Regions from separate parts of the Homo sapiens genome. Here region 1 is linked to region 2. A link is an interaction called in ENCODE POLR2A ChIA-PET data of the cell type or tissue named here. Cell type or tissue: Panc1. All regions are shown on one strand. Links, peaks and the distances in the headings refer to the core of each region. The heading gives the core; the rest is flanking DNA.

Region 1 (5,380 bases), core at 207-5,206, 450 kb before region 2:
TTGCCACTAAACTCTGCTGTTTATCAACCCAGTACCAAACACAGTAGGATGAGTCTGCTGTTTCACTGTTTTCAACAAACCCAAAAACACAGAAGCCAGATTACATGATGGGATAGTATTACAACAGTGTATTAGATACAGTATCTCCCTTAAGAAGCTTACAGTTTAGTAAGGAAATAAATGTAAATATAGCATTAGAGTGCAATGATGTGTGCTACAAGAAGCATCGACAGGAGGGTAAAGGGAAGCAATTCGGGAAAATCAGAAAAAAACTTCTCTGAAAAGGTGATGAAGTGGTTTTGAAAGTGGATGTGCTAGGTAGAAAGTGCCAGGAATGAAGGCAGAGGGGAAAACATTTATATAGATTAATTAATGGATACATTCACTTTATTCATCACATTTGCATTGAGTGACTTCTGTGTGCTTGCAGCATGTGATACGAACCATATAGTACAGGCAAGGTGGTGTATATATATAGGTGGAGATATGGTAAGATGAGATAATGATGTTGTGGGAGTAACTGGAAGTTCTCCAATTGCTTAAATTTTCTCAGTCAAGTAGGAAGTAAGGTCGTCTGTTGAAGGATGTAATTGCGGTCTGAAGAAACATAATATGATTGGCTGGTAGTATTAAGTGCTCTCTTAAGGTTCTGACCATCATGAATATAAAGTGAGACTACTTTTTTTTTTTTTTTTTTTGAGACAGAGTCTCGCTGTGTCGCCAAAACAGGAAGGAGTGTAGTGGTGCAATCTCGGCTAATTGCAACCTCTGCCTCCCAGGTTCAAGCGATTCTTATGCCTCAGCCTCCCAAGTAGCTGGGACTACAGGTGCGTGCCACCATGCTCAGCTAAATTTTGTATTTTTAGTAGAGAGCGGGTTTCACCATGTTGGCCAGGCTGGTCTCAAACTCCTGGCCTCAAGGGATCCACCCAAAGTGTTGGGATTACAGGCGTGAGCCACTGCACCTGGCCAGACTAGTTACTTTGTTTTCTCCAACTTCATTTGGCTGCATAGGTGCAGAGCAGGTAGACAGCTGAATTAAGCCAAGGAGGTGGTTTTGGTAAGTGAGTACAACGAAGTGAGTGAGAGGCAAGGAAGTTGAAGGTGTATTCAAGAGAATGCTTATGATTGATCATGGAACCTAAGTTGTAACAGGAGAGAAAAGCTGAAATCAAGGGGGTGAGGGAGATGGTAGGATCAATTTATTGATGGTCATGAAAACTCTGAATTTGTGTAGTTATTTGACAGAATGGGCTAGGAAGGTCATAGGTGGTCAGAGAGAGGGATGCATGAAATTGAAACTAAGATGGTTGATGTTTTTGGTAAAAAGATGGGAATCAGTATTTAAGGAAGGTGAAAGGTATTAACTGTTAAGTTTTTAGGGAATCAAAAGGCCAGGTTGGTTGAAGGATCATTTATGTTAATAGTTCTCAAACTTTAGCATGCATTAGACTTATATATGGAAAGATAATTAAAACACAGATTGTGCTAGGTGCAATGACGTATGCCTGTAGTCCTAGCTACTTGGGAGGCTGAGGGAAGAAGATTGCTTGAGCTCAGGGGTTTGAGACCAGTCCAGGTAACACAGTGAGACCATCTCTAAAAAAATGCAAAACAACACAACAAAAAAAATACAGATTGCAAGATCTCACTCCTAGTTTCTGGGGTAGAGCCTGGTAATTTTCATTTCTAAATTCCCTGGTGATGCTGATGCTGCTGTGGTCCAGGGACTGTACTTTGGAAACTACTGACCCATGTGTATGTTGAAATTGCAATTGTCAAGAATTAAGATAGAAGTAGTGTTATAAAGTGACAGTGAGCCAGGACACAAAATTGGCAAGAAATAAAGGGGACCAGCTGCGGTGGCTCACGCTTGTAATCCCAGCACTTTGGGAGGCCAAGGTGGGGGATTCTTTCAGCCTAGGAGTTTGAGACCAGCTTGGGCAATGTGGCTACCCTGTCTCTACAAAAAAATAGCCGTGTGTGGTGGCATGCGCCTGTAGTTCCAGCTATTTGGGAAGCTGAGATGGGAGGATCTTGATTGAGCCTGGGAGGTTGAGACTGCAGTAAGCTGTGATCATGCCACTATACTCCAGCCCAGGCGACAGAGCGAGACCCTGTCTCAAAAGACAAAAAGAAAGAAAGGGGAATGAACTGATTAGTGGAAAATTGCAACAATCAGGGACAGTGGATACACACTCTAATAACATGATATTTAAAGCTAGGTTTTATGGGGATTGGTTAGAAATGGTGGCTGAAACAATGGTTGGCAGCTAAGTGAGATTAAGATGAGGCAGAAGGGAGATTGCCAAGGGCTTTGCATGTTAGTATTTTATTATATCAGGGCCTTTTGTTTGGTAAACAGGTCTAGTGTAAGTTCCCTGCTAAGGGATTACCTCTGGTGGAACTGTTACTGAATTCATCACAAGGGTGATCACAATCTTATGTCCTAGTAGAAACAAAAACCACACTAATTAGGAAATAGTAAGTCCTACTAAACTACCTATCACTTTACATAAGATTAGGGAGGTTGATATCTAATGAGACAAGAAATCTTAAATAACTTAATAGTAGGGCAAAGCAGGACCAAGAATATATAATACAGAATGGAACTGTGGAAATACAAAGCAGGATCCACAAGCTGGTCACAGGTAGAGTCAGGGCACAGACTACAACACAGGATCATGACCTGGGCCCAGCTTATGCTGCCACCACTTATTGCTCTTGGGATCCTAGCCAAATTGTTTTATGTTTTCTGCTCAGTTCCTCTCTTGTTAAATGGTATATCATTTATGGCACGTGCTTCAGAGGAAAGTTGAGGGCTAAATGAGATAGTTGGTGCAAGTGCTTTGAAAAGGTAAAGTGTTATACAAATATGAAATATTTAAAAAGAAAGTATTGAGCTATCCTTAGAAATCAGGGTAGAATACTTAGGTATGTAAGAGATGAATGGAAAAGAGGAGAAACTGTTAATCTAAGAACAATGCTGAGATGTATAAAACAAAGGATGAGGCCGGGCGTGGTGGCTCACTCCTGTAATTCCAGCACTTCGGGAGGCTGAGGCGGGCAGATCACGAGGTCAAGAGATCGAGACCATCCTGGCCAACATGGTGAAACCCTGACTCTACTAAAAATACAAAAAATGAGCTGGACATGCTGGTGCGCGCCTGTAGTCCCAGCTACTTGGGAGGCTGAGGCAAGAGAATCTCTTGAACCCAGGAGGTAGAGGTTACAGTGAGCCGAGATGGCACCACTGCACTCCAGCCTGGCGACAGAGTGAGACTCCGTCTCAAAAAAAAAAAAAAAAAAGGATGGAATATGCAATGTGGACAGTTTCACATTAGTTTTTTTTTTTTTTTTTTTTTTTGAGACCAAGTTTCGCTCTTGTTGCCCAGGCTGGAGTGCAATGGCATGATCTTGGCTCACTGCAACCTCCGCCTCCCAGGTTCAAGAGATTCTCCTGCCTCAGCTTCCCAAGTAGCTGGGATTACAGGCATGTGCCACGACGCCCGACTAATTTTGTATTTTTAGAAGAGATGGGGTTTCACTATGTTGGTCAGGCTGGTCTCCAACTCCTGACCTCAGGTGATCCGCCAGCCTTGGCCTCTCAAAGTGCTGGGATTACAGGTGTGAGCCACCGCACCCGGCCTCACATTAGCTTTTTTTTTTTTTTGAGACGGAGTCTCGCTCTGTGCCAGGCTGGAGTGCAGTGGTGCCATCTCGGCTCACTGCAACCTCTGCCTCCTGGATTCAAGCGATTCTCCTGCCTCAGCCTCCCAAGTAGCTGGGACTACAGGCATGTGCCACCACGCCCAGCTAATTTTTGTATTCTTATTAGAGATGGGGTTTCACCATGTTGGCCAGGATGGTCTTGATCTCTTGACCTCGTGATCCGCCCACCTCGGCCTCCCAAAGTGCTGGGATTATAGGCGTGAGCCACCGCACTTGGCCACATTAGTTTTGAAATGATGAAAGCCTCAACAAAAAGCCTCATTTACTTATATATAGATAGCAGTTTCCTTAGGAATAAACCTTTGGACCACAGTGACAAATATTTGCATAACTGGCTTTGACTTAACCATTATGTTCTCTCTCCTCGTGATGCCTACTACTAAATGAGTACTTCTACTTTTACATACTGAGAAAATTGTAGGACCACATGCACTGTTATATGAACCCTATGCAAGTTTGCAGGTTTCTATTCTGGCTTTTGTTACATGGAATTGAAATTACCTGCTGATGTTAGACTACCCAAGTTACTTCAGGGCAGGACTGTGCCTTGTCAAAATCTTTCAATGGCTTTCTATTCAATGTCCTTAAAGAAGTCCAAGCCTTAACAGGCATAAAATACAATCTGGTCCCCACCATCTCTGGCTTTACCTCTCAGTGCTCTCCTCTGCCTGGCAATTTGGCCACACTTACACTCTCAGACCCTCAATGTACTACACTTTTTCTGACAGTAGCTTTTGCACAGGTTGTTTCACTTGGCCAGCATACCTTGCTCCATTCTTCTTGGCTAATGTACTTTCCTTGTTTATATAGCTACTATTTTCTCTGACAACCTCCCTTGAACGTCCTTCTCGTCTGGGTTAGCTTTTCTTTTTTCTTTTTTTTTTTTTTGAGACAGAGTCTCCCTCTGTCGCCCAGGCTGGAGTGCAGTGGTGTGATCTCGGCTCACTGCAACCTCCACCTCCCAGGTTCAAGTGATTCTACTGCCTCAGCCTCCCGAGTAGCTGGGACTACAGGTGTGTGCCACCACGCCTGGCTAATTTTTGTGTTTTTAGTAGAGACAGGGTTTCACTATATTGGCCAGGCTGGTCTCAAACTCCTGACCTCATGATCTGCCCGCCTTGGCCTCCCAAAGTGCTGGGATTACAGGTGTGAGCCACTGCACCCTGCCCTGGGTTAGCCTTTCAAGTATACCTTCCCCTTCCCTCATTATAGTACTTCTCACATCTTATTACAGTAATTGCATGCCTAATTACCTGTCTTACCAGATCAAACTCTGTGAAACAGGTAACAGTCTTGTTCATGAATGTTTCTGCCATTTTAATTGTGCCTAGAACTTAGGAGGTGCACAATAAACACCGAGTTTGCCAATGCCAAACACTTGGCAGCACACATTCATTGAAAGCCTCAACAGTTCTGTTAGAAGATATTTGGGGTTGATGAGGACAAAAAAAAAAAAAAAAAAAAAGAGAAACAAGCCTGGTGAAGTCAAGTGGCCACTTCAAGGAGCTCACTGCTATTTTAACCTAAGAAAATTCCGTACATGCACTATTAGCCACAGGGGAGACCAGAGGTGTTGTGTATGGCAAAGCAGGAGGAAGTTGCAGTGAAGTGAGTAGTAAATGTTTATTTTGAGGACCTTCTGGTGTGA
Region 2 (5,380 bases), core at 292-5,291:
TTCTTTGTGGGAAGGTTTTTAACTACAATAGGGCTGTTTAGGTTATCTTTCTTTTTGAACCAGCCATGGTAATTTGTGTTTTTCAGGAGAATTAATCTATTTCATGCAAGTTTTCAATTTTTTTTGACATAAAGTTGCTCATAATATTGCTTTATTATCCTTTCAATATCTGTAAAATCTGTTGAACGAGGTCACCTCACTCATTTCCAATACTGGAAATTTGTGGTATCTCTCTTTTTACCCTAATCCTTATAGCTACAGGTTTATCCATTTTATTAATCACACAGAACCAGCTCTTGATTGGCTTTCTGTATTTGTTTTATTTTGTTTTCTGTTTTATTAATATTAATTTCCCCATTGATCTTTGTTATTTTCTTTTTCTGCTTCTTTGGGGTTTAATTTTCTCTTAATTTTCTTAGTTTCTTTAGATGCAATATGAGCATATTTACTTAATACTTCTTTTTTTTTTTTTTTTGAGATGGAGTTTTGCTCTTGTTGCCCAGGCTGGAGTGCAGTGGTGCAATCTCAGCTCACCGCAATCTCCACCTCCCAGGTTCAAGTGATTTCTGCTGCCTCAGCCTCCCGAGTAGCTGGGATTACAGGCATGCGCCACCACGCCTGGCTAATTTTTGTATTTTTAGTAGAGATGGGATTTCTCCTTGTTGGTCAGGCTGGTCTCAAACTCCTGACCTCAGGTGATCTGCCTGTCTTGGCCTCCCAAAGTGCTGGAATTACAGGTGTGAGCCACCACGCCCAGTTGATACTTCTTTACTAGTATGGGCATTTAGCACTATGAATTTCCTCATAAATACTGCTTAACAGCATCCCACAAATTCTATGTTGTGTTTTCGTTTTAATTTATTTCAAAATACTTTGTAATTTCCCTTTCAATTTCTTATTGGGTCATGATCATGGGTCATTTAGAAGTATGGGACTCAGTTACCAGAACTTTGGGGATTTTCCAGGTACCTTTCTGGTATTAATTTCTAATTTAATTCCACTGTGGTCAGAGAACATATTTTGTATGACTTAAATCCTTCGGAACTTATTTAGATTTATTTTATGACCCAGAATATGGTCAGTCTTGGTAAATGCTTTGTGTATACTTGAAAAGATGGTGTATTCTGCCGTTGTTAGATGGAATGTTCTATAAATGTCAATCCAGTCAAATTGATTGATAGTACTATTCAAATGTACTATGTTCTCATTTATTTTCTACTTATTCTACCACTTATTGAGAGAAGTATATTGAAATCTCTGACAGTAATTGTCAATTTGTCTGTTTGTCCTTGCAACTCTAGCAACTTTTACTGTCTATATTTTAAAGGTGCATAAACACTTTAGAATTGTGTCCTCTTGATTAATTGATCCCTTTATAACTATAAAATGACCTTCTCTAGCTCTGATAATATCCTTTGCTCTAAAACCTACCTTGTCTGATAGTAACACAGTAACTCCAGTTTTCTCTTGACTAGTGTTAGTGTGGTTTACACTATCCTATCCTTTTACTTTTAACATGTAGTACCTTTATATTTAAAATAAATATTTTCCTTCCTTCCTTCCTTCTTTCCTTCCTTCCTTCCTTCCTTCCACCCTTCCTTCCTTTCTCTCTCTCTCTCTTTCTCTCTTTCTTTCGGTGGAGTCTCACTCTGTCGCCCAGGCTGGAGCACAGTGGCGCCATCTTGGCTCACTACAACCTCCGCCTTCTGGATTCAAGTGATTCTCCCGCCTCAACCTCCCAAGAAGCTGGTACTATAGGCGCAGGCCAGGGCCACCAAGCCTGGCTAATTTTTGTGTATTTAGTAGAGACAGGGTTTCACCATGTTGGCCAGGCTGCTCTCAAACTCCTGACCTCAGAAGACCCGCCCACCTCGGCCCCCCAAAGTGCTGGAATTACAGGCATGAGCCACGGTGTCCTTGTTGCTAATTTCCTGTTGGCAGCATAGAGTTGCATCTTGCTTTTTGGGTTGGGTTTAGGTCTATCGTCTTGCTATTTCTTTTCTCTTTGTCTCATCTGTTCTGTCTTCCTTTCCCATTTTTTCTGCCTTCTTTGGAGTATTTTAAAATCTCTTTTGTTGGCTTATTAGCTATAACTCTTGGCTGTTGGGGATCTTTTTTAATGGTTGCTTTTGGGTTTATGGCATACATCTTTAAGTTATCACAGCCTACTTCAACTGATATTATAGTCCTTTATGCCTAGTAGAAGAATTCTACAATAGCATACTTTCATTTTTATCCTTTTTAGCCTTTGTGCTGTTTTTATCATGCATTTTGCTATTACAAATATTCTAAACCCCACAATACGTTGTAACTGTTTTTGGTTTAACAGTCCCTTATCTTTGAAAGAGATTTAAATAATTTTTAAAAATTCATATATTTACCTATGTAGTCACTACCATTTCCAGTATTCTTTATTTATTTGTGTCACCCCAGGTTTCCATCTGGTATTCTTTTCCTTCTGCCTGAAGAATTTCCTTTTACTTTTTTTATGGTGTGGTTCCGCTGGTGGAAATTCTCTCAGCCTTTTTTTTTTTTTTTTTTTTTTTTGAGACGGAGTCTGGCTCTGCCACCCAGGCTGGAGTGCAGTGGTGCGATCTCGGCTCACTGCAAGCTCCGCCTCCCGGGTTCACGCCATTCTCCTGCCTCAGCCTCCTGAGTAGCTGGGACTACAGGCACCCGCCACCACGCCCGGCTAATTTTTTGTATTTTCAGTAGAGACGGGGTTTCACCGTGTTAGCCAGGATGGTCTGGATCTCCTGACCTCATGATCCGCCCGCCTCGGCCTTCTCTCAGCTTTTTTATGTCTGAAGATGTCTTTATTTTTGAGAGATGTTTTTGACGGGCATGGAATTCTAGATGGACTGTTTTCTCCTTCAAGTGCTTTGAAGATGTTGTTCCAGTCTTCTTGCTTCCATTGTTTCTGATGAGAAATCCGTATCTTAATTCTTCCTCTGTATGTAACATGTCTTTCTCTAGCTGCTTTTAAGATTTTCTCTTTAACATTGGTTTTTAGTAAATTGATTATAATCTGCCTCACTATAGTTTTCTGCATATTTTTGTGCTTTGGGGTTTGTTTTATTGTTTGCTTATTTGTTTGTTTGTTTGGTTGGTTTCTTGGACCTGTGGGTTTACAGTTTTCATTAAGTTTGAAAACTTTTTGGCTCTTATCCTTTCATATTTTTCTGTTTCCTCTCTCATTTGCTTTAGGGACTCTTTTAGGGAATCCAATATTAGGCTACTCGAAGTTGACTCACAGCTCACTGACACTATTTTCTTTTTCCTTTTCATTTTTGATGATTTTTTCCCCTGTGTTTCATTTTCTGAACTGCTGAGCAGTTTCTATTGCTAAGATTTCAAGCTCACTTAACTTCTGCAATGTCTACTCTGCTCTTAATCCAATCTGGTATATTTTTCATTTCTGGCATTGTAGTTTTCATCTGTAAATTAGAATTACATCTTTAAAAATATTCTTCCATGTCTGTACTTAGCTTTTTGAACATATGAAATACAGTTATAATAGCTGTTTTAACATCCTTCTCTGCTAATTCTAATATCTGTGTCAGTTCTGGGTTGGTTTCAATTGATTGATTATTTTGTCATTATGGGTCTTGTTTTCCTCTTTCTTTGTATGCCTGGTAATCTGTGGATATATGTTAAACATTGTAAATTTTACCTTGTTGGGTACTTGATATTGTGGTATTCCTGTAATTATTCTTGAACTATGTTTTGGGATGCAGCTAAGTATCTTGGAAACAGTTTGATCCTTTATGTCTTGCTTTTGTGATTTGTTAGGTAAATTTAAAGTACTGTTTAGCCTAGGGCTAGTTACTTCCCCCTACTGAGGCAAGATCATCCTGAATCCTCCACCTAATTCCCTGTGAATTGTAAGTTTCTCTAGTCTGTACAGTGGGAACAGGCACTATTCTCAATTCTGTTTGCATACCAGGTACTGTTCTCTCTCATTCTTTCAGAAGCTTCTTTGCCTGGCCTCAGATAGTTTTTTCTTATGAGTACAATCATCAGTATTCTGCTGAACACTTGAAGGAAACCCTCTTTAGATATCTGAAGTTCCCTTTCTGTTCATCTCTCTCCTCTGGTATTCTGTCCTATTAACCCCACCCACATAGGGGTTGAGTTCCCCCACTGACCTCCACCCCCACCCATGCTATGGCCTGGAAATTCTCTCAAGGCAATTCGTTGGGGGCAATCATATGGCTCTACTTATTTGTTTTCTGTCTCTAAGGGTCCCTGACTTTTTTTTGCCTGATGTTCAAAGTCTCAAAAACTATTGTTTCATACATTTTGTCCATTTGGGGAGGGCATGTTTCTGGTGGGAGGATAAATGCAGTTCCTGTAACTTCATCTTGGCCAGAAGAGGAAGTCCTTACTTTCATTTTTGAAATATATTTTTGCTGATTATAGACTTCTAGGTTGGAAGTTATTTTCCATTAGCACTTTATTTATTTTTATTTTTATTTTTTATGGGTACATAATAGGTGCATATATTTATGGGGTCTGAGATATTTTGATATAGCATGCAATGTGTAATAATCACATCGGGGTAAATGGTGTATTCATCACCTCGAGCATTATCCTTTGTGTTACAAAAAATCCAATCATACACTTTTAGTTATTTTAAAATGTACAATTAAATTATTATTGACTATAGTCACCCTGTTGTGATAGCAAATACTAGGTCTTATTCATTCTCTCTAACTATTTTTTTGTACCCATTAACCATCTGCACTCCTTCCCAACTCCACCCTTACTATCTTTCCCAGCCTCTGGTAAACATCCTTCTACTCTTATCTTCATGAGTTCAATTGTTTTAATTTTTGGCTCCCACAAGTAAGTGAAAACATGCAAAGTTTGTCTTTTTTGTGCATGGCTTATTTCACTTAATGACCTCTAGTCCTATCTATGTTGTTGTAGATAATAGGATCACATTCTTTTTTATGGCTGAATAGGACCCCGTTGTGTATATGCACCATATTTTCTTTACCCATTCATCTGCTGGTGAACACTCAGGTTGCCTCCAAATCTTGACTATTGTGAATAGTGCTACAGTAAACATGGGACTGCAGATATCTCTTTAAAATACTGATTTCCCTTCGGTTGAGTATGTACCCAGCAGTGAGATTGCTGAATTGCATGGCAACTCTATTTTTAGTTTTTTGAGGCACCTCTAAACTGTTTTCCAACACCAACAGTGTTGTCCAATATCAACAGTGCACAAAGGTTTCCTTTCTCCACACCCTTGCCAGCATTTGTTGTTGCCTGTCTTTTGGATAAAAGTCATTTTAACTGGAGTGAGATGATATCCCACTGTAGTTCTGATTTGCATTTCTCTGATGAACAATGATGTTGAGCACCTTCTCAT

What was found. ChIA-PET counts read pairs that join two places held together with the same protein. Peaks named below come from ENCODE experiments on the same cell type or tissue, not always from the same donor. Only the 100,000 strongest peaks of a DNase experiment are listed, where the experiment ranks them.
Region 1: POLR2A ChIA-PET joins it to region 2 with 5 read pairs; 2 of 35 experiments call an interaction of 5 or more read pairs at or near these places.

Annotation. Positions count from the first base shown.
Region 1 is chr11:118,410,451-118,415,830 of GRCh38, reverse strand. All of the region lies in intron 3 of LOC100131626 (a long non-coding RNA gene), which reads left to right. Among named protein-coding and RNA genes, the nearest start is that of ATP5MG, 12 kb to the right of the region's middle. In Panc1, for the core only: no CTCF peak of the experiment used is centred there; no DNase peak of the experiment used is centred there; H3K27ac peaks cover 3,888 bases.
Region 2 is chr11:117,958,532-117,963,911 of GRCh38, reverse strand. No RefSeq gene overlaps it. Among named protein-coding and RNA genes, the nearest start is that of IL10RA, 25 kb to the left of the region's middle. In Panc1, for the core only: no CTCF peak of the experiment used is centred there; no DNase peak of the experiment used is centred there.